Linked DNA regions of Homo sapiens: all the other regions are linked to region 2. The links are chromatin loops, found by intact Hi-C in ENCODE. Cell type or tissue: IMR-90. All regions are shown on one strand.

Region 1 (8,000 bases), 1.7 Mb after region 2:
AACAGTTTGGAGGGCTTAGAAGAAGACAGGAAAATGTGAGAAAGTTTGGAACCTCCTAGGGACTTGCTGAATGGCTTTGACAAAAATGCTGATAGTGATAAGAACAATAAGGTCCAGGTTGAGGTAGTCTCAGATGGAGATGAGGAACTTGCTGGGGACTGGAGCAAAGGTGACTCTTGTGTTTTAGCAAAGAGACTGGTGGCATTTTGCCCCTGCCTCAGAGATTTGTGGAACTTTGAACTTGAGAGAGATGATTTAGGGTATCTGGCAGAAGAAATTTCTTTCTTTTCTTTTTTTTTTTTTAAGACAGAGTCTTGCTCTGTCACCCGGGCTGCAGTGCAATGGTGCAATCTCAGCTCACTGCAACCTCCACCTCCCAGGTTCAAGCAATTCTCTTGCCTCAGCATCCCAAGTAGCTGGGATTACAGGAGCCTGCCACCACACTGAGCTAATTTTTGTATTTTTAGTAGAGATGGGGTTTCACCATGTTGGCCAGGCTGGCCTCGAACCCCTGACCCCAGGTGATCCTTGGCCTCCCAAAGTGCTGGGATTATAAGCGTAAGCCACTGCGTCTGGCCTGGCAGAAGAAATTGCTAAGTAGCAAAGCATTCAAAAGGTGACTTAGGTGCTATTAAAAGCATTCCATTTTAAAAGGGAAATAGCATAAAAGTTCAGAAATTTGCAGCCTGATTAAACAGTAGAAAAGAAAAACCCATTTTCTGAGGAGAAATTTAAGCCAGCTGCAGAAATTTGCATAAGTAGTAAGGAGCCTAATGTTAATCCCCAAGACCATGGGGAAAACTTCTCCAGGGCATGTCCTAGCTCTCATCCTTCTGTCTCCCCACACAGAGCTTTCACGGCAGCAGATTCTAGAAAAGGGAGAGAGAAATCAGACAGGGTGCTAGTGCCTTAGTCGGCTTCAGGCTGCTATAACAGATTGCTACAGACTGGGTAAATTATATAGAACAGAAATTTACTTCTCACAGTTCTGGAGGCTGGGAAGTCCAAGATCAAAGGGCTGGCATCTGGTGTTTGGCAAGGACTTTCTCGCTTCATCCTCTGAAGGGAGAAACACTGTGACCTCACATGGCAGAAGAGTGGAAGAATACAAGGGATAAGCTCTTTCACACAGGCCCCTTTATATATAAACAGCATTAATTCATTCCCAAAGGCAGAGCCCTTATGATGTAAACATCTCCCAAAAGCTCCACCTCCCAACACTATTGCATTGGATATTACATTTCTAACACAAGAATCCTGGGGGACATATTCAGGCCATAACAACGAGATAAGTAGAAATTTCTCCCTCTGGCTCCTCTGGGTTGGGGAGTTAGGGCAGGGTGAGGGAACATGCTGGGGAAATGAGATTGGGACATTCATGCTCATGGATGGACCACAGGCTGAGTTTTCCACTGGATGTAAGAGTCACCTTCTCAGATATTATGGAGAATTTACTTTGTGTGCCTGCACCAAATCACATAGGCCAGAGGAGAATGCTGAATGTTAGAGAAAATTATTGAACAGGGCCAGGTTTAAACTCAAGGTGAAGGGAATCTAAATAGGAAGGGTAAGACCTGGCAATGTAGTTATGACCACCTCCATAATTATTAACCCCCAATCCTTGGTTCCAGACTTTTAATCCAAAAGGAGAAGCATCTATTGGGCATGCCTTCTTGTGTGCCAAGTAATGCATTGTCTACACTTGAAAGGGGATGGGATGTTGGACTTTAAAATCAGTTAAAAAGCCTATTTCAAATGCAGATTCTGGCCTCCAGAGATTTCAGTAAGAAAGGGACAAGGAATCTGATTTTTCATTTAAGAAGCAGACCAGGGCCGGGCGGGGAAGCTCATGCCTGTAATCCCAGCACTTTGGGAGGCCAAGGCGGGTGGATAACGAGGTCAGGAGATGGAGACTATCCTGGCTAACACGGTGAAACCCCGTCTCTACTAAAAATACAAAAAATTAGCCAGGCGTGGTGGCGGGCACCTGTAGTCCCAGCTACTCTGGAGGCTGAGGCAGGAGAATGGCGTGAACCAGGGAGGTGGAGCTTGCAGTGAGCGGAGATGGCGCCACTGCACTCCAGCCTGGGCGACAGAGCAAGACTCCATGTCAAAAAAAAAAAACAAAAAAAAAAAACAAGAGGCAGCCCCGAAGATTCTGAAGCAGGTGATCTCTTAGCCACTCTTTGACAAGCACAGATTTAATGTCTCCTAGACCAAACAGGCAGACACAGCAGAATGAAGCTCTCCAGCTCAACTGCAGGGTGGATGTGCCTAGTCTGTCTTGTCCCTCTTCCTTGCCAAGGTGGCCCTTTACAGCTGCCCTGTTCAATACAGATGAGCCACAGGAACTATTGAGCATTTGAAACGTGGCTAGTCCAAAGTGAGATGTGCTGCAAATGTAGCACAGACATGGAATTGTGAAGATTTGGCAAAATCAAAAAATGTCAAAGGCGTCATTAATAATTGTTGATGTTACATACTGAGATGACAATATGTTGGATTTATAGGTTTAAATAAAGTATAAACTTGATTTCACTTTTTAAAAACTTTTTAAAGTAAGGCTACCAGAAAATTTAAAATTACATTTGTGGCTTTAATTTGTGACTTGCATTATATCTCCATTGGGCTGCCCAGGTCTAGTCAATCCCTGCCACAGAACACGGAGCAACACCTCCATCCTGTCCCCAGACCTACTGCTCTTAATCACTGAGGCCCCTTTGGAACTCTAATAACTATAATTTGTGGTTCCTTGTGTGCCAGAATTGCACTAAAAACCTTATCCATGTTCTCTCATTTAATGTTCACAATCGCCCTCATGAAACAGCCATTTCAATCTCTGGTTCTCAGATACACTGCTCCCAGTACTGACCTCTTCTGAAGCTTTTCTGGTGCTGTATTGAAAACCTCCTCCTCTCTGTAAGTCCTCCAGCCACCTCTGAGCTGCTGGAGATCAGACCCATTTGTATTTTAATTCTCACTTCCTAGCACATGGCGCTCTGGGACGCAGACAGATTAAGTGACTTATCCACCCTCTGGGTCACAGGGCACCAGGATTTGAATATGATCTGTCTGCAAAGTCCACGCTTTTTTTGTGTGTTTTTGAAAATCACTTTATTGAGGAATGACACGTAAAAAGCAGTATGCTTTTCAACCATCACATATGCCAGCTCCCAGGTGGGCTGCTGTGGGAGCAGGGAAGGGTGCAGGGAGGAGAGCCCACTTCTCTTTCCCTGTGATTATTTTTCCTGCACGGGGTTGTATGGCCAAAAAGTGCGCAAATAGATTGGTAAACACTAAAGCTGGTCCTCGTTACTGACAGGTGAAAAGAACATGTGTAAGACCCAAAACACCTAGGAAGGACATTTGTAAGGTGACTAAGCCTGAGCTCCGCCTGTCTCTTTGGAAGCAGCCAAGGTACAGTAAATGCTCTTGAACACCAGGGGGCAGTGTGTGACTGCCGTTTCTCATTCCGCTCCCTACAGAGCCTCAAAGCAGTTTTTCCCAGTAAAGCTGATCTCTGCTACATGGGTCCTAACTCTGAGCCTCTGTCACCTCTGTCAACAAGACTTTCCTTGAGTGACAAAAACTGAACTTAAGTAATGTAAGTGCCCACAACAGCTGAAGTCTGAGCAATTCTTAGCGGCAGGAAGATGTTTCTCTTGCTGCCTGAACTACTCCTAGAATGGTAGAGCATCAAAGAACCATAGCTCCTTAAGCATCTCTGGGCAAGAGGTGCCTGACCCCTATCCCTGATGGCACTGAGTCCTGTCTGGGACACTCTATTACATTTCTTTTCTGTCTTTCTCCTTCCTTTCACCTACAAGTAAATCTTTTCTGTTTTAAGAAATCAGTCAAGGCATCAGCAATGAACTCTGGGTATGAGACGCCCACTCATAGGAGCTCAAAATCCCCAAGCTCCTGGGTATTTTCACATGGATGGGATGCTCTCCTCACCCTCAGTGTGCCCCAGCCGCGGCTCCCCACCCTCGGCCCCTCCCCTTGTGGGTTCCCTTCTCAATGCCCTGCACCTGGGAGCCTCCCTCTCACCCAGACTTTGCCATGACCTTGTTCTGCTCACTCTCTTCTCCTTTCCCTGCCTCTGGCTATTCCCTGTCACCCACTGACTCCGTGGAAGAGGACTCCCTCCCAGCTGAGTGTGTGACCCCAGGGCCCACTCTGCTTTCCGCTGGAGGCAGCCAGTGAGTGGTAGACGCATGGGATCTGCCTTCACACAGTCCAGGCTCTGTCACTGACCAGGCAGATAGCCTTGGACACCTGCCTGAACCTCTCTTCCCTTCCGCCCTTCAGATCCCTCATTTCCTCATTTTGGAGCCTCCTCTGGGGCACACGCTAAGACCTCTGGGCACATGGTCATCGCTATGACCAGCCCTGGCCCTCTCCTTTTGGGGGGCAATCAGTTACATGCTTCTTTTGGCACAGAGTTCATCTATATCCATGTTTGAAGTGATTGCCCGGACATGAATATAAGGGTCACTGCCTAACTCGCTGCAATAGTTAAAGGGAGTAACGAGAAGGGGGCCCTGCTGAGTGGTCTGGAGTGGGGTAAAATGAAAGGCAAACACACCGCCCTTGATGATTTAGACTCCTCTACAAGAGAGACTAATCTACTACATAGACTAGGACACATTCCACAGATGAGGAAACAGAGGCTCATAGAAAGTTCAACAACTGGCCGGGCGTGGTGGCTCACGCCGGTAATCCTAGCACTTTGGGAGCCTGAAGCAGGCGAATCACTTGAGGTCAGAAGTTTGAGACCAGCCTGGCCAACATGGTGAAACCCCATCTCTACTAAAACTACAAAAAAGTAGCTGGGCTTGGTGGGGGGCGCCTGTAATCCCAGCTACTCTGGAGGCTGAGGCAGGAGAATTGCTTGAGCCGGGGAGACGGAGGTTGCAGCGAGCGGAGATCGTGCCATTGCACACCAGCCTGGGGGACATAAGTGAGACTCTGTCAAAAAAAAAAAATTCAAAAGTTCAACAACTTGTGCAGAGCCACTTGCTACCCGAGGACCCGTGACTCAAGCACATCGGTGTGGTTTAAAGTCCACCCTGTGGCTCCTCTCACGCTCCTCCTACCTCCGGGTCAAGGGGCGCTGATGTAAGGCATTCCGCTTGTGCCTTTCAAAATAAACAACTGCTTTCAAAAGACAAACGGAATTATACATAGACTAGGACAGTTGAAAAAATGCTAGATTCTGTCCCCGCAGGGAAGTGGCCGACCCGATGTGTGGAGGGGCTGGGAGCTGCCATGCCCCGCACAACCCGGCGCACCCTGCGGGCTTCACGCGTGGGCTTCACGCGTGGGACTCGCAGGCTCAGTCTGCAGGGGCGCTGCTGTCACCGCACCCGCCTCCCCAGCTCAGGCAGCCCAGGACTCCCTCTGGCTTATATGTAGTAAAAAACAAAGGCAGTGTCTGGTTCAGATCCAAGAAAGCCACAGCAGTGGCCACAGAGATGTTTCTCCAAGTCTCATATTGATGAATCCCAAGCATATTTGAACTGTTTAATACCCCCATCTCCAAAGATGCTCTTTTTTAGCTAGTGTCCAATCCCTATATTACAGTTCCTAAACAAGAAACATTCCCCGTGCTGAATCCGCGTGGTTCTTTCCTCTTCAGCGCAGAGAACGGAGGTGGAGATGGGCTCCGGTGCTCCCGCTGAACAGGGACGGTGCGCAGTCATTCCCCGCCTGCACCACGCGGTGGCAGCAGCAGCATGGGCTGAAGGGGCTGTTGGACGCGTTTGCAGCTCCGCCCGCTGAGAAGCCACTATTAAATGCCCTGCAAACTGGGCATTAATCCCCAGGCCCTCCACAAGTGTGGTGAGGGGAGTGTGGAGGGAGGGAAGGAGGGCAGTGGACAGTCAAGTCTTGGAGATTGTGCCTGATGGCTGAGTGTTCTGGAATAGGCCTGTCCTTTCTCTCATTGACAGGGGGAGCTAGAGCTGGCAGGAGAGGGCCAGGAATTTTTCTCTTGCTGACACTTTGCAACAGGTCTGGCCTTTGGACCCAGAACCCCATAAGACCAGGCCTGTTCTTTTGCCTATGAGACTTCCTCGTTCACAGAAGCTATGACTTCTAGACCAGGCATCGTTGACTTCTGGCCTCCTCCCTCTTCTTCTAAAATTTTCTCCAAAAAGCACACCCACTGGCCCCCCTGGTGTGTCCCCTCCAGCTCTGGTCCTCCAGGGCAAAGCCCAGACTCCTTCATGGGGTGTTTGGGGCCTATGCACCTTCACCCCGAGTTTTCACTCCTGCCAGTGCCTTATGTACATCCTGTCAACCTCCTTCCTGACCCTCATCTACAGAGGTCCACTCTCCCACCTCATACTGTCTCTTGTACCTTCCTCTCCACCTCTTCCTCTTCTGAAAGGGCCCCTCCTTAGTCAGTGTTTAACTCATGTTCTTGGAACCCTTCCCTGATGTCTGAACTGTTAATTATAACCTGTGCCACTTCCCTGGTGCCTGCAAACACTGCAAGACTTAACTCATCTCCTGCTCACAATGATTCAGTCATCTGGACAGATGAGGACACTGAGGCACAGATACATAAACTTGCCTGAGGTCCCAGAGCTAAGGAAGAGGCAATCTTAAATTGTCATCTCTGAGTAAACTCACATATTCTCTGCCTTGGAACTCAGAGACTGGGATTTTGCCACTATGTTTCTCTGTGACTGATTATGACCCAAACAATGTCATAACATCTTTTTTTTTGAAACATAGTCTCACTCCGTCACTCAGGCTGGAGTTCAGTGGCACAATCTCAGCTCACTGCAACCTCTGCCTCCCGGGTCCAAGCGATTCTCCTGCCTCAGCCTCCTGAGTAGTTGAGATTACAGGTGCACCACCACGCCCGGCTAATTTTTATATTTTTAGTAGAGACGCAGTTTCACCATGTTGGCTAGGCTGGTCTCGTACTCCTAACCTCATGTGATCTTCCTATCTCAGCCTCTCAAAGTGCTCAGATTTACAGGTGTGCACAACCACTCTCAGCCAATGTTTGTATTTTTAGTACAGATGGGGTTTTACCATGTTGGCCAGGCTGGTTTCAAACTCCTGAGCTCAGGTGATCCACCCTCCTCGGCATCCCAAAGTGCTGGGATTAGAGGCTTGAGCCACTGTGCCTAACCCCAAACAGGGTCACACATCTTGATTCGCAAAACAAGGAATGTGGAGAAGTGGTGAGGGTTGGGATCCCTGTTCTTGCACTTGCTAGCTGAGTGATTTCAGAAAGGTAACACACACACTTTCTCTTTCTCTCTCTCTCCATTTTTAAAGTGGTGGTAATACTAGTAAGACTATTATGAGAATAGAGATTAGAGATATAATATAAATGTGTTCAGTTTACAGTTGAGTCTGTGAGTGCAGTATCCAGAAGTATTCCATAAAATGGAATACTCCTATAGCCAGGAACTCAGCATCAGTCACTGTAAATGCAAATACATGCAGCCGTACCCGGATGGCTCTGCGGTTTCTTTTCTTTTTCTTTTCTTTTTTTTTTTTTTTCTGAGATGGAGTCTCACTCTGTCACTCAGGCTGGAGTGCAGTGGCAAGATCTCAGCTCACTGCAAACTCTGCCTCCTGGGTTCACGCCATTCTCCTGCCTCAGCCTCCTGAGTAGCTGGGACTACAGGCGCCTGCCACCACGCCCTGCTAATTTTTTGTATTTTTAGTAGAGACGGCATTTCACTGTGTTGGCCAGGAGGGTCTCCATCTCCTGACCTCATGATCCACACGCCTCGGCCTCCCAAAGGCTCTGTGAGGTTTCTAAATAAACACTGTAACTCAGAAATATGTGTTTGGAGGTATTAAACTGCAGAGAATTGAAGGATGAAAACTTACCAAGAAATATTAGCTAGGGCCCTTTCTTTGACAATGTATCCCACATGAGGTTAAATCCCATAGCTGTGACCCACAAGGGGGCCCAAGAAGCCCCAACTCTCATTTCCAGAGAACACTCTCCTTCTGCAGACCCCATT
Region 2 (8,000 bases):
TATTTATTTTTGAGATGGAGTTTCGCTTTTGTTGCCCAGGCTGGAGTGCAATGGCACCATCTCGGCTCACTGCAATCTCCGCCTCCTGGGTTCAAGCGATTCTCCTGCCTCAGCCTCCCAAATAGCTGGGATTACAGGCATGCGCTACCATGCCTGGCTAATTTTGTATTTTTAGTAGAGATGGGGTTTCACCATGTTGGTCAGTCTGTTTTGGAAGTCCTGACCTCAAGTGATCCATCCCGCCTCCACCTCCCAAGGTGCTGGGATTACAGGTGTGAGCCACTGCACCTGGTCTTTCTTTCTTTCCTTTTTTGTCATTATTCCTTAATATCATTAAATATACAGTTGTTTTTCAGATTTTTCCCAATTCTCTCTCTCTTTTGTTTAGTTGGTAATTTGAATTGGGATCCGAATAAAGTAATCATAGTAGTTGAGTTATATATTTCTTAAGACTTTAAATTTATAGTTCCTTCTCAGTCTTTTTTCTTGAAATTTGTTTAAAAAACCAGTTAATTTATTCTGTTGTGTTTTTTGATTTTGCTGAATTCCTGTGATGTTAATTTTTTTTTGTTCTTTATAAACTGATCTATAACTTGTTCAGGTTTGTGTGTGTGTGTGTGTGTTTTTGTTGTTTTGTTTTTTTGGCCAAAAATACTTCATAGAAGGTGGTGTGCAGTTCCACTAAGAGGCATATAATGGCTGGGCATTACTTTCTCTGTGATGTTGGCAGGCATTGATGATGATTTCCCAGATCTGTGAATTTATTAGGAATTACAAAATGTGCTATTCTAGTTCTATCATTCCTTCTTCATATATTAGTTGGGAAACTTTTGTAAGGGGACTCTTTCTCTGATCAGTTATTTGATTACCCTGAGGTATAGGCAGGAGAGATGCACATTCCCTTTATTTACCAATTGCCATAATAATGAATTTTCCCCTAGGCTTTACCAGTGATGGCTATTTTTTTTTTGTAATATCATTATGAACCCACAATATTGAGCATATTTGATGTGCTTCAATTTATTGCAATTATTATCCTTCTTGATGCTCACATTCTCAGGCCAGTAAAGGCCTTTCCGGGTTGGCTTCTGCGTCTTTTTGACATGACCAATAATTTTTGATAGCTTCCTTGATTTCTGGTAAAACAAGATATTCCAGGAACATTTTGTACCTTTCCTGCCCCATCCTGGAATCAGCCATTTCTTCAAGGACTGTTAGTTCCTCTTAGTGGGAAGTGGTATTTACATACTACTGTCTGATAGTAGGAATCTCAGTGATACTGGGTTAGTCTTTGATTCTAGGCCTTTTTAGTGGATGGATAAGAAAATAAATATTAAAAAAGAATATGCGCTGGGTGCGGTGGCTCACGCCTGTAATCCCAGCAGTTTGGGAGGCCAAGGCGGGTGGATCACCTGAGGTCAGGAATTCAAGACCAGCCTGGCCAACATGGTGAAACCCTGTCTCTACTAAAAATACAAACATTAACCGGGCATGGTGGCATGCGCCTATAGTCCCAGCTACTCGGGAGACTGAGGCAGGAGAATGGCTTCAACCCAGCAGGTGGAGGTTGCAGTGAGCCGAGATTGCTTCACTGAACTCCAGTCTGGGCAATAGAGTGAGACCCCGTCTCAAAAAAAAAAAAGTCCTGGTGCGGTGGCTTACACCTGTAATCTCAGCACTTTGGGAGGCTGAGGCAAGTGGATCACGAGGTCAGGAGATATCAAGACCATCCTGGCCAACATGGTGAAACCTCATCTCTACTAAAAATACAAAAATTAGCTGGGCTTGGTGGTTGCGTGCCTGTAGTCCCAGCTACTCGGGAGGCTGAGGCAGGAGAATCACTTGAACCTGGGAGTTGGAAGCTGCAGTGAGCCGAGATCGTGCAACTGCACTCCAGCCTGGTCACAGATCAAGACTCTGTCTCAAAAAAAAAAAAAAAAAAAGCATCAGGAGTTTATACCTCCTATCATTTTAATTCAGAAACATCCTACACTAGAAAATGAGTAGAGAAATAAACAGAATCCAGGTATGTATGTACATTTTGAAGAATTACATTACTTACTATGAAACATTTTATTGCATTTTATTCTCCTTTGAGGTAAACAGTCTATTGTTGGAGTTTCTGTAGTTGCTTAGAATATTAATCTTAACCTTCTAGCTAATAACAATGGTATTACTTTTAAATATACACTGTTTTTGAACTCATTACCAGGATAGGTCTTAGTCCTCTTTGAAACCTGCTTCTTTCTTGTCTCTAGTAACCTATCATTGACCAGGTCTGTATCTTAAAGAGTGCTAGGTTTGAGCTGTCCTTGAACTGACAAACAATGGAGATGAGGATCACAAGTGAAATGGCATGTATAGAGGCCCAGAGGAATTAAAGAGTTTGCATGTCTGAAGAACGGCTATTCTAAGTATGCATGTCACGTGGTGGCCAGAGATAAGATATAGGTAGTGAGTGGGGGCTAGGTCACAAACAATTCAGTATGTCATGCTAAGGAACTGTTATTTTTATCCTACAGGCAATTTCGTAAGAATTTCAATAAGGAAATGTCTTGATTAGAATTACAAATTCGAAAGGCTTTTGTAGCCACATGAAGAATAAACTGAGACAGGGGAAGTGGTAAGCAGGCTATCGCAGGACATGAGAGGCTGGATGGATTTGGGAATTACTTGGCAGGTCAAATAATTAGGAATTAGTGATCTATTGGATATAGGCAGGAAGTAAAAGAATAGAGTCCAGGATGGCCCTTAGGTTTCCTTCAGTTTGAATTAGTGAATGTAGAAGGAGCAGTCTGGGTTGGTGGCATATGAATGTGACTTAAGTGGGATAACTTCTTCTTAGGGGTTGTCAGCTTGCATTCCCTTGGACTTTCTGGTGGAGATGTCCATACATGCATAAATATATATAAACATCTTTTTATTTAAGGACCCAGACTTGGGTTCAAATCTAAGCTCTGTTACTTCCTATTTGTGTGACCTTGAGTAGGTTAGTTAACCTTTCCATGTCTCAGTTATAGTTGTAAAAAGGGGATAATTCATAGAGTTGTTATATGAATTAAACAAATAATTGACAAAAGTCTAACAGAGTGTCTAATACACAATAACTTGATAAATGTTGTCATTGTTATTCTAGATACGGGAATTTCCAGTATCTTGTTTAGAAGGGATGAGATTCATTAGAGAGATGAGAATGAGAAGAGAGAGGACCAAATATGGACTGTTGGGGAATGCCAACAGTTGAACCTCAGAAACTCAGTTGCCAGGAGTCCTCTACCCTCAATAGGTTATTTCAGACATCACTGGAGGGAGCAGAGGTTTATCTCTGTCCTATAGCCGGTTGTAACAAGTGTTGTTTTTATTCCCAGACTTATATATTCACATTCACTCATTTATTAAACATGCTTTTGCTAAGTTACTGGTAGACGTAATTCTAGGTGCTAAAGATATTGCAGAGAACAGTCACCTTGGTCACAGGCCTCAGGGTACTAACATTCTAGAGGAGAGAGATATCCATCAAAAATATAAAAGTATCCACTAGTGATAAGTACTTTAGAGAGAATGAAAATATCATAAAATGCTAGAGAATTCCTAGGAGTCTATGTTAGATTGGGTGGTAGAGAAAGCTTCTCTGAGGAGGATGTAGTAGCAAGCCATGTGAAGATTGGAGAGAAATACATCCTAGGTTGTGCAAAGGCCCCACCTTGGGAATAAGCTGTGGAGAACACTAAAAACAATATCAGGGCCCAAGATAGGGCATTGGGAAAACAGACGAGCTGAGGCCAAAGAGTAGGTAGTAACCAAGCCATGTGGGGCCCTCTAAGCCAGGATAAAGAGTGGAGGTTTATTTTAAGTGACTTGGAAAGCCCTTAAAAAGCTTTAGGCAGGAAAGTAGTGTACTGATTTACCTTTTCAAAAGGTCACTGTATGGTTGAGCGTGGTGGCTTATGCCTGTAATCCTATTACTTTGGGAAGCTGAGGTGGGAGGATTGCTTGAGCCCAGGAGTTGAAGACTAGTCTGGACAACAAAGCAACACCACATCTCTACAAACAATTTTAAAAATTAGCTGGATGTGGTGGTGCATGCCTGTGGTCACAGTTACTTGGGAGGCTGAGGCAGGTGGATTGCTTCAACCCAGGAGTTTGAGGCTTCAGTGAGCTAAGATCACACCACTACCCTCCAGCCTGGGTAATAGAACAAGATCCTGTCTCAATCAATCAATCAGTCAATCACTGTGATCACAAGAGTCAAAAATGAGGTAGGGAGAGCAGAAACAGGTGGCTAATGGAATAGTCTAGATGAGAGATACTTTATTTTGTTCTCTTTTTTCCTTTTATTATCAAGTGAAAGCCTCATCCTGAGTCTCTTGGTTGCTTGGAAGCCTCAAAGCTGTCCTTGAACAGATCCCTGTCGGGAGAGTTGTTTTGATAATTGAGGTTCTCCAGGCCTAGAGCAGTGATGACCTACTGAAGGTCGTTAACCTGACTCTTAACCCAGGGCAACAGGGGTTAATGAGTGGGGTTCTAAGAGTATGAGCATGTATTCAATTACTTTCTTCTGAGGAGAGTTCATAGCTTCTTACCAGTTTGTCAAAGGGACCTGTGACCTCCAAAAGTATAACCATTAACAAGACAGTGTGTTGAGCACTGATGGGAGAGAGGGAAAACACAAAGTCAGACATAATTAAGAAGAAAAATGGGGTAGGCAGGCCAGATCATATGGCACTCAGGGAAAATATTAAGAGATAATAAATCTTTTCCCCTTAGCTTCCTCCCTGTACGTTTTTACCAACGTCTAGAAATTCACGTTTTGCTTTCAGTGTCCATAAATGCCACAAGATGGCGAGGTTGCTCCTTAAAATGAATGTGAATTACCAAGTGGAAGAGAGGGAGAAAGAGAAAGAAAATGTGTGTTGGGTATTCCTCTCTGATTTTCCATAACTTCCCTGATTTTTCTTAGCTCTTTACTTGAATATAAAGTAGAATCGATATGCATACATTTTTCCTCTTTAATTTAGATTTTAATCATAGTTGTTTTTGGAATTGTAAAGCTAAAAATAAAATTTAAAGGAACTATCTGGATCCCAGGCTTAACATTTTTTCTACCTCTTCATTAAATTATTAATGAATAATTTCATTCTGCACATCACCAACAGAGTAATCTTAGTAAAATACCATTTTGATGTTCATTCTCTGCTTTAAAATTTTATTTATTTATTCTCATAAAATTTATTCATAGTACTGGTAGTCAGTATTTAAATAGTTACAAGTATAAGGTGAAAATGTGGAATAATTTTTGACTCCTATTATGGAATATATATGTTTATTATTATTATTATTATTATTTTTGAGATGGAGTCTTGCCCTGTCGCCCAGGCTGGAGTGCAATGGCACGATCTCAGCTCACTGCAAGCTCTGCCTCCCGGGTTCAAGCAATTCTCCTGCCTCAGCCTCCCAAGTAGCTGGGATTACAGGCATGCGCCACCATGCCTGGCTAATTTTTTGTATCTTTAGTAGAGACAGGGTTACACCATGTTGGACAGGCTTGTCTTGAGCTCCTGACCTAGTGATCCACCCACCCCGGCCTCCCAAAGTGCTGGGATTACAGGCGAGAGCCACGTTTATTATTATTATTGTCAGCTTCTTCGCTATTATGAACAAGTGCAAGATTCCACGTACAAAATATCTTAATTTTTATGGTTTATTAAACAACATAATTTAAATGCTTAGATGTCTATTGTCATCATTTGACATACCTCAGGGTAGTTTTCTTTTTGTTATTCTCAACATTTTGTAGAAAAGGTAAGCTAATATATTATTTATACATTGATTAATGCATCTTTAGTAATTATGTATATTTAGCTCTTGATATAAAATTCATTTTGCTTGTGTTATCTAATCAAATTAAATCCTCATAAGAAATCTATGAGATAAATGTGAATATTGCCATTTTACAGATGAAGACATTGAGGCTTAGGAAGATTGAATGAATTGTCAAAGATTTAATAGTTGGCAGAACTATAATTTGAATCCAGATTTTTTTTAATCCTAAAACTCCCCTTTTTCCCTATACTTTACTGCTTCCAATGAGAGCAACTATTCCTTTTCTCTTTAATAGAAATACTTAGAAGTTGTAATTTAAAGTAATTAGGATATTTGTGTCTCTCCCTTGTTCTAAGCTGAACAAAAAGAGAATTTTTCCTGCAGGCCTTTATTTAGAAGAGTCCTTTTAGAGTTGCACTGATGGTGAGGGACCTGGGTTTGTCCCATTTGAGGGATTTGGGCTCCTGGCCAGAAGCACCTGATTTTCCGAACCTAGAGTTAACTGAAACTTAATTTCTTTTGTTGACTTCCTGCTGAGATAACAGGTGGTTCACAGTGCACAGGCCTTCCTGCCGATGGTGGCAGCTTCTTTCTGTTCCTGGAGACTTGTTTTGTGCTGGGGACTACCAGTGGTTTGAAAACCATTGCTTTGAAGGCTGGAATCCCGGGCCAGGGTGCCCTCTACAGCAGCACACTACCTGCCCTGGAACTCATTCTCTAAAACTTGGCGTTATTTCTGCACAGAGAATGTTGGCTTATAGTTTATTTCTCTTTATTTGCTTCATATCCCATTTTTGTTCTTCTAAAGACTGAGAAAGTAATAGTTAAGAATTTATACATTTTGTTATTGATATTGGGAGATAAAACTGTAATTTACCTGAATCAAGACGTTTGGGTTTTTCAGTATGGTTTTATGTGGCCGGGCGTGGTAGCTCATGCCCAATCTCAGCACTTCGGGAGACTGAGGCTGGTGGATCACTTGAGCTCAGAAGTTCAAAACCAGCCTGGGCAACATAGTGAAATCCCATCCCTACCCAAAATGCAAAAATTAGCTGGGTGTAGTGGTGTGTGCCTGTAGTCCCAGCTACTGGGGAGGCTGAGGGGGGAGAATTGCTGGAACACAGTCAGTCGAGGTTGCGGTGAGCCCCGACGGTGCCACTGCGCTCCGGTCTGGGTGACAGAGTGAGACCCAGTTTCAAAAAAAAGAAAAAAGAAAAAAAAAAGAAAAAGATAATGGTTTTATTTTTTCTTCATGTAACAGTTCTAATTGAAAGATAGGCATAGTGGAAATAAAATTGACCATGAATAATTATTGAAGTTGACCGATGGGTTTATTATATATTCTATCTATTTTTATTTGAAATTTTCCAAGATAAAACATAAGCAGAGACATGTTTTAACACCTTTTTTTAATCATCAATAATTATAATCTTGAATTATTTTAATTCCTTCATATTAAGTGATAATTTTATCTGTGGAGTTTGTTTTACATACTCTTATTTGTGACAAAGATCATTTCTGGTGGCGAATGCATCTGGGTAGATTAATTGGTGATTATCACTCACTTTTGTGGTTTTATTTATTTACTTTTTATAGATTGTTTTTGAAAAAAATTTTTGTTATTTTTATTTTTTGAGACAGACTCTCACTCTATTGCCCAGGCTGGAGTGCAGTGGCATGAACTTGGCTCACTGCAACCTCCACCTCCTGGGTTCAAGCGATTCTCCTGTCTTAGCCTCCCAAGTAGCTGGACTACGGGCATGCACCACCACGCCTGGCTAATTTTTGTAATTTCAGTAGAGACGGGGTTTCACCATGTTGGCCAGGCTGGTTTCAAACTCCTGACCTCAAGTGATCTGCCTGCATTGATCTCTCAAAGTGCTGGGATTATAGGCGTGAGCCACCGCATCCAGCCAAAAAATTATTTTTATATAAAATATTTTTGCACTCATTCATTCCTTCAATAAATGTTATTGAACACTGTTCTAGAGGCTGGGGATACAGCAGTGAACCAAACAGAAAAACATTCTGGAGTATACACTTTAGTAGGGAGGAGACAAAATAAATCTAACAAATAATGGTATTGTGTTTCTATTGTGATAAGTGCTGTGGCAACATATATAATGAGGGTGCTCTTTTACAAAAGGTTGAGGGAGAGTCTTCCAGGTGGCTGGAGA
Region 3 (8,000 bases), 820 kb after region 2:
CTTTGCATGGAATCCGAGTCCTTTCATGTTTTGGGGGCACACACATCAGGTCCTGTGCATTGTGTCTGGGAGGAGAATGAAACCAGAGGCTAGAGTGATGCTCTGTACCCTGTGCATTTCCTAGGAATGCATGTGGATTTGCCATGACACCACCTCCAATGCTTTTCTGATCCCCTTTGTAACCTGTGTCATTGCAGAACAAATACCAGGATTACTGTGGTGATCTGTGTGACTGCACCCACTGCCACGTCTGCCTGACAGCCCTCCACCCACACCCAAAGCCTCTGCTGCTGTCTTCCTTCCCAACCACATCACTGTGACTTTCTGGGAAAGGCCACCTTTGGCTCAATCCAGTGGACAAGTCCCAATCCTAACCTTCCTCGACACCTAAACTGACACAGTTTCCCACTCACACCTACAGCCCCATCTGTCCTTGGTGTACATGGCTTTGCCTGCCTCTCTGATGATTCACTGTCCTGTTCAGCAGTGACCTCTCCTGTCTGCTCCAGACTCTTCTACAACTGCTGCCTGGATATAGATCCTTAGAATTCGCAGAATCAAATCACACTTAATTTGTCCCAATCTTAATTCATTCTTTTTCTGCCCCATGCCTGCTCCTTGCAGTGAATTTTGTATCTTAGTGGACATTAGTGCCATCTTCCTAGTCACCTGGTTGGATACCAGGGAGTGAACCGAGGCCACAAACTTCCTATTTCCCCAAATCCAGGAAGCCAGCAAGTCTTGCAAACTGACTTTTGAATATGTCTTGACTCGACTCTTTTCCCACAATAATGGTCTTGTTCAGGCCATTATCATCTCACTCTTGCACGATGGCAGTAGTGTCTTTTGTGGCAATTCTTATCCTCTGTCCTTCTCTCTTTTAAAACCATCCTCACCGTGGTCCTGATGTGTAGTCATATCAGGGCTACATGTGGTCTTTAGGTCAAAAGATGTTTTGGTCAAGATCCTAAAAAATGTTAGATAATTCAAGACAAAGCATGGCCACAACATAGAATCTGGATACCGGCGTATCTTTGTGAGTGTGGGTGGGTGAGTGTGCATATAGGCACACATTAACCCACATATGCCCTACCTCAACCACACAGGATTTACAGTGTCGGTTTGCAAGTTTTTTAGAAGCATGTGTTATTTTTTTCTGGGAGGGGAGGTTACGCTATAGTAGAAATTGAGGAAATCAGACAGGCAGTTACATGGAAATTAAATTAAAATTAAATTACATTAAATTAAAACGTAAGCTCCTTTAAGACAGCTGCTCATGATCTCTTGTTATGCCTCGCAACACTTAGCAAAATACCTTGTTTAATGTGATCGGGTTCAGACCCAGGAAAGAGGCAACTTGCATTAATCAAAAGCAGATGAGGGCAGTTGAGCCTTTGCAGGTTAAAATATGCCAGTCTTTGACGAGAAAATGGAGTGGATTTCAGAAGCAAAATATTTGTGTGTGATGAGTTGGAGTTTGGGAGGTTTTTATTTTTGGGCTTTTTTTTTTAATGGAAAAAAAGAAGTCCAAAGAAGCCAAAAAGACGCTAATGGATGAAATGCTTTGCACATATGGGATGGAAAATTGTGCTCGGCTAAGTCAAAAAGCAGCTCCTGAAGAACGTAATGTGGCTGCGGCTTCACAGGTGCCTGACCCGCTGCCCTGCGACAGTGCTGCTCTGTGTGTTTGGCCCTGCTCCTCCACTCCAGCCGGCAAAGGGGGAAGAATGGATTCAGTCAGGCAGAAACTTCTAGAACCGCTTCGAATTGCTGCTTGTGCCAAAGAAGATCTCCTCCTTCTCACCCTTTTATCCACACACAGGAGCATTGAAGAACTAAACAGCTCTCATCTCAACTTCCTCCCAACCTCACTCTTGGCTCGTCCTCCTCTGAGGAGCAGCTGTTTTTCAGCTGATGTTTAAGCTCACACACTCTAAGTTAAATTACTCCATTTCTTAAAAAAAAAAAAAAACAAAAAAAAACGGAGCTCCTTTTTCCCAGTTTGCTTTAATTCCCCCTAAATATCATTCCTACAGGGGTGCCTCACTTTACACATTTTTAACTCTCCTCCAGAACATATGGTTTATACACAGCAGTATAAATCCAATATTTGCAAATTGAATCAGGATTGAAATTCACCAAGAAAGGATACCATTTAAAGAAACCATGTGGGGAATTCTTTTTTTCTCTTTTACATTTCTTTTCTTTCTTTTTATTCCCCTTGAAGCCAAGAATCCTTTGATAATGCAAATGATTGATTCTTTTCACTCTTTTTTTCGAAACATTAGATGTACATTGGAATTTCTCAACAAGAGACAAGCACTTGTTTCCAGGCAAGCAGTTACTCATAGGCAGGGGAACTAGCTTTGTGTGTCTCTCCTCATTTTCCCAGCTTGTTATTACTCTTTAAAGAATGGTGACTATGCAGGAACGTAATATTTAATACAAGTAGTAGAGTTCATATGTCCAAAAGAATGCCATCCCCTCCAAGTCATCATGTTGGGACCACCTAGAAGTCTGGCACTGTACTTTTGGCATTGTTTTTTGTTCTAGCTTGGGAAGGACCCTAGGAGGACAGTGTAGTGAGCCTGTAGACACAGCATGCCAGTTCCAGGGACAGCTGTGGTCCTATTGTGTGCTCAGAACCTGGTCGTCAGAAAAGTTGGTCTTCAGCATCCCCATCCTCCTATTCATTGGCCTTGAACTTCTCCGTGGAAATCTGTTTCCCTCAGCCCCTTGTCTCTACCTTTCCTCTTTCCTCATAGGATCAGTAGCCAACTTTAAATAGCACCACTTGTAAGCTAGGCACAGTTCCCACCACTTTACATATATCAACTCATCTCATCTGCACAAAACTCCTTGCAGTAGGTGCATGGTCATCATCTCCATCTGGCACAACAGAAGGCTCAGGCGCAGAGAGGTGCAGGCCACATAATGAATGGCAGAGCTTGGATTACAAGGTTTAATCACGCCCTCACAGGGTTTCTGGCCTGGGCTCGGGAAGGAGCCATATCTGACTTCACACCTGATGGTGAGCCACATCAGCATGTCAGTGTGCTTCCACATTCTTCTGCAATAGCGACAGCTCATGTTTATTTCACGCGTAGTAGATATGAGGCCTTTTGCTAAGTGGTTTGCTGTCTTACTTTATCCTTACAGCACTCCTTACATCCTCTCAATTATCCCCACTTATAAGTTAAGAAGCTGGGTTATATAACTCACACAAGGCAACAGAACTATCTAGTTGGTGGCAAGGGGGTTCACCTGCAAACGTTCTCTACCACCATAGGTATAGTTAAGCTGAACATGAAGAGTAATTTGAGGGCCAGGTGTGGTGGCTCACGCCTGTAATCCCAACACTTTGGGAGGCCAAGGCAGGCAGATCACTTGAGGTCAGGAGTTTGAGACCAGCCTGGCCAACATGGTGAAACCCCGTCTCTACTAAATATACAAAAATTAGCTGGGTGGGATGGCACATGCCTGTAATCCTAACTACTCGGGAGGTTGAGCCAGGAGAATCACTTCAACTCAGGAGGCAGAGGTTGCAGTGAGCCGAGATTGCACCATTGCACTCCAGCCTGGGTGACAGAGTGAGACTCCATCTCAAAAAAAGAAAATAAAAAAAAGAATAAATCGGACCTCCATTAACGAAATTTCAGAATAGTGGGATGAATAAAAGGTTTTTAGGGACAGGGTTAGAAGTCGCTGATATTTTATCATGCAAATCTGACCCTTCTTACTGGATCCACTCTCGCTCCCTACAACTCATATACACACATATGAGCACACACGTATGCCCATCCTTGTACAGGCACACACATGCATGCACCCATGTACACACTCCCATGCCCATGCACACACACCGAAGAAGCTGGTTCATAAGACAGAAGTTCTCACCACAAAGAAATGATAAATGCGTGAGGTGATGAATAAGCTAAATATACTGATTGGATCATTATAAACATATGGGTGTATCAAAACATCAAATTGTACCCCTTAAATATGTACAATTACAATGAGTCAATGAAAAAAAATGCAACACTCTTTAGTAAGTTAGAATAAGCTGAATAAAATCCCATGCCGGTTAAAACCTTTTTCCTCCAGGAGGGGGGTGTCCTGCTGACTTCCTTGTCAGGAGGCTACTTCAACTGAGCCTCCAAACAGCCTGCTCTTAGTAATTATTTTGGTATGGATTTGTTTGGGTTATGTCCTTACTGACAGACTTACCAAGGCTTCCCATTCTTTATAAGAACACATCTTAACTTCTTAGTTTATCACTGGGGTCTTTTTCAATCTGTTCCAAACTTAACTTCCCTTCTTGCTCTATCATCTTCCTGCCACCATGCACCCTACACTTCTGTTTCCCTGGATGACTTAATTAATGTCGAATGTGTATTCCTTTGTCATTGTATTCCTTCATCACTTTGTCATGGCTGTTCCTTTGCCTTCCATATCTTCTCAGACTATTGAGCTCCTGTTCATTGATCGAGACTTGGCTGACGTGTGTTTCCTCTGTGAAGCCGCCCAATGGTTTGTCCAGATATTATTACATGGAAATTCTTCAAGGTAGTGGGGCAGCACACCAACAGCGCCTGTATTTCACTTATGTGTTCAGGGCCTGCAGTCAACACTTCATACCGATTAGCTCTTTCAGTCCTCTCCACAACCGTATAGCCTCATTTTATCCTTGAGGAAGCTGAGGCACAGACAGGTCATGGAACTTCCTCAAGACCATGCACATGGCAAGTAGCAGAGCCAAGAGCTGAAGCCAGGCAGACTGAGTTTTCCTCATCCTCTTTTTTTTTTTAAATGCTTACCCCAGCATGAAGTCTGGGGAGGGCAGGAAATGTTCTGTGTGGAGCCTTGCATTTGCTAGCGCCTCATACCAGGGGCTTCAGTGCATGCTTGTGACTGAAGGAAGATGTGCTGATGTTTCATACAGGCTTGTTCAATAATGGAAGGAAGTTTTTGAGATGAGGCCGATCATTCCAATTCCTGCCGCTTCAGGATGGTAGAGAAAAAAACAGAGAGGGAGACATGCTGTCCACAATGACTTGTGTCTGACATTTACCTTAAATCAAAGAATGCTGATGGAAGGAGTTATGAGGACTCTCTATCAAAACCTATCTAAGAGTCAGCCTGACCTTAAATGGAGTGTCTCCAAGCCTCATTGCTCAATTTCAGTGTGGACTTCACTCTCAAAGCCTAGCAGGAATTAAGTTTTTTGTCAGCTTTCCCACACACATGAGGCTCACTTTGGCATTTCCAGGTGGCCTGGGTCATAGCATAGCCTCCAAGCTTCACCGACCTGGGACTTCTTGGGAGGTTTTAGCCTGGGCTGTGCTGCATAGGTGTGCATTGTGTGAGGCTGAGGTGGTGGTGGGCGTGGAAGAGAGCTCATCAGTCTTCATTTCATGGCATAGAAATAATCAAGCCTGGATATTAATTTTGTGGTAATTGCTCCCCGCTTCGTGTTTACAGAGAGAGAGAAACAGCTGGGGCGGTTGACATCTGAAACAGGAGCCGCTGATCATTACTTGCGCAGCAGATGGGCTTGAGTTATGAATAAGCAGCAAATGTGAAAAAGAGATTCGCAGGGGTGAGCCAGGCTTGCTTCGTGCAAAACCGGTTAACCCTTCCTTGCTGTTTGCCACAGTTGCTGCGGGTTCAAGGTTTGGATTGCTGGGCTGCCTCTTTTTATGGTTAGAGACCTGGTACCACCAGATGTGACAGGGAATAAAGTAAAACTGGACTAAAAAAATGCATGAGAAAAGCCCGTGCATGTTTGATAAGTAAGCGTGAGATCGAAACACAACACAGACCCTGCTACCAATGAACGGCAATGCAGCCCCTCTGCCTGGATTTACTCTCCTAGCGTACGCATAAATCAACACCTCCAAAGTGGGTCGGCCTCAGGAGGAATAGGGAGTCCATCTGATGAGGATCCTGGACAGGATGTGATTTGAGAGGTGTCAGAAAGTTCCCATTTTCCACCAATACCTCCTCAACTAACTTCTCACCAATGTCTGCAATTTTATATTTAGGAGAGCGTTCCTTCATGTTACATAACTGAACAAAGCTCATCAAAATGCAATGTCCTTGAGAGGGGTGACATGTTGAGACTCATGAGTTTGTCAGATCCTTTCCAGACTTCATCTTTCGAAGCTCTCAGAGGGCAGCTCCCTGTGGAGTTGGACAAATGATGGGGGAGAGGTTAAGCTGAAGAGGGGCCCTGAGCATAGTGAATGCCTTGAGCATCTGGCTTAACCTGGCTCTGCCACTTACTAGCCATGTAACCTTGGGCCAAGGGCCAAGCCTTGACCTTGAGGCACATAGCCTAAGTTTTGGAATCCTCATTTTTAAAAAGTCAAAATAACAACAGGTACTGTGACTAGGTCATAGGAGTTAGTGCATATCAGACATGGCAAAGATTATGGGAACACCTTGATAGCTACAAAGCAATATACAAGTATAAAATAATAGTGGTGGGATGATCGTGCTTGGAGGGGTGGTGTAGGTCACAGCAGTTCTTGTGATAGGAGGCTTGGTACTTTTCAGAAACTACAAAATATATTGGTGTTGGGGGTATGCAGAAGCGCTTGGAGCCTCTTTGCAGCTCTAGTAACCAAAGCCTTTGTCACAGGAGGCATAATATGGCTAACCAGGAGTCGCTCCTAAGTTGCAGTTATCGAGGGGACTCCTACCAGCATTGCATGGAGCAGGGCATGGAATTTATATTTCTGCTTAATATTGAGGGATATTCTGACCTAACCCAAGAGGCAGAATTAGGTCTTTCCATAACCACAGCAGGCAGAGAACACAAATCAGGAATATCAGAGGTAACCTGGAACCCAACAAAAAGAGGAAGAACTCGGGAGGAAATGGGAGAGAATGCCCAGGGACCCAGGCAGAACAGGCAATCAGTATCTCCAGATGGGACTGGCGGGAAGCACAGCCTCATTAGCAATTCCTGATAAAGACCGATCTTAAAATTAACTTTGAGACACTTTATCAGCAGGAGAGATGAGGGAAAGCCCTGCTATAAGAAAATGAGGTCATGGGGTAGATCTACTGGTGTTCAGAACACCAGTAGAGCTGGAGGAATATGAGCTTAACTTGACGGATATCACAACACTAGCTTACTCCCAGTCTATGAGTTCCCAACAACTCCTAAACGTGGAAGAACTGCAAATTTATATTAAAGCCACTTTTAAAAAAATTGCTGATTTATGGTATGTATTAATTTGTATTGACTTGTATCTTAAAATATCATTCTCCATCCATTTTTAACAAATCCTCTTCTTTTACCTTCCTAAGGTCTCCTGTTAAGGAACACTTACAAGGTATGTTTACAGGTAGACGTATTCACCTGGTGGGTTGAATGAACTATTATAACCAAGATGTTGATATCTAGTGTGGTCAGAAGCTCATATAATAGATTATTGTTTCAGCTGGGCTGGCAACTTGGTTTGCTCCACAAGATAAAGCTTACAACCTGAATTTTTCTGCCCATTTCAGCTCCAAAGCTCATCATTTTCATCTCAAACCATCATTTGATGGCATTTCCCTTAAAATGTCACTAATGTGGTTTAGCTATGTCCCCACACAAATCTCATCTTGGATTGTAGTTCCCATAATCCCCACATGTTGGGGGAGGAAGCCAGTGGGAGGTAATTGAATCATGGGGGCAGTTACCCCCATACTTATTTTCTGATGATAGTGAGTGAGTTCTCATGAGATCTGATGGTTTTATAGGGGGCTTCCCCCAACTACTTACCCTGCACTTGTCTTTCCTGCTGCCATGTGAAGAAGGACCTGTTTGCTTTCCCTTCTGCCATGATTGTAAGTTTCCTGAGGCCTCCCCAGCCCTGTGGAACTGTGAGTCAATTAAACCTCTTTCCTTTATAAATTACCCAGTATCGGGTATTTCTTCATAGCAGCATGAGAACAGACTAATACAGTTACTTTTGTTGACTCCTGGTGTGGTATATATGTATGTA

Evidence for each region. Peaks named below come from ENCODE experiments on the same cell type or tissue, not always from the same donor. Only the 100,000 strongest peaks of a DNase experiment are listed, where the experiment ranks them.
Region 1: a loop joins it to region 2, with 23 times the contacts of the local background. A loop is called at or near these places in 5 of 110 quality-filtered maps.
Region 3: it touches region 2 in a loop (2.8-fold over the local background); 2 of 110 quality-filtered maps call a loop at or near these places.

The regions. Positions count from the first base shown.
Region 1 is chr7:41,937,500-41,945,499 of GRCh38, forward strand. No RefSeq gene overlaps it. Among named protein-coding and RNA genes, the nearest start is that of INHBA, 240 kb to the left of the region's middle. In IMR-90, CTCF peaks have their summits at 3,448 (motif pointing right) and 5,725; DNase peaks (open chromatin) are centred at 3,452, 5,092 and 5,692; H3K4me3 peaks cover 539 bases; H3K27ac peaks cover 1,194 bases.
Region 2 is chr7:40,227,889-40,235,888 of GRCh38, forward strand. All of the region lies in intron 6 of SUGCT (succinyl-CoA:glutarate-CoA transferase), which reads left to right. Among named protein-coding and RNA genes, the nearest start is that of SUGCT, 97 kb to the left of the region's middle. In IMR-90, a CTCF peak has its summit at 4,841 (motif pointing right); a DNase peak (open chromatin) is centred at 4,843.
Region 3 is chr7:41,049,946-41,057,945 of GRCh38, forward strand. No RefSeq gene overlaps it. Among named protein-coding and RNA genes, the nearest start is that of LINC01449, 48 kb to the right of the region's middle. RefSeq lists an enhancer at 4,346-4,640. In IMR-90, a CTCF peak has its summit at 4,093; a DNase peak (open chromatin) is centred at 4,096; H3K27ac peaks cover 153 bases.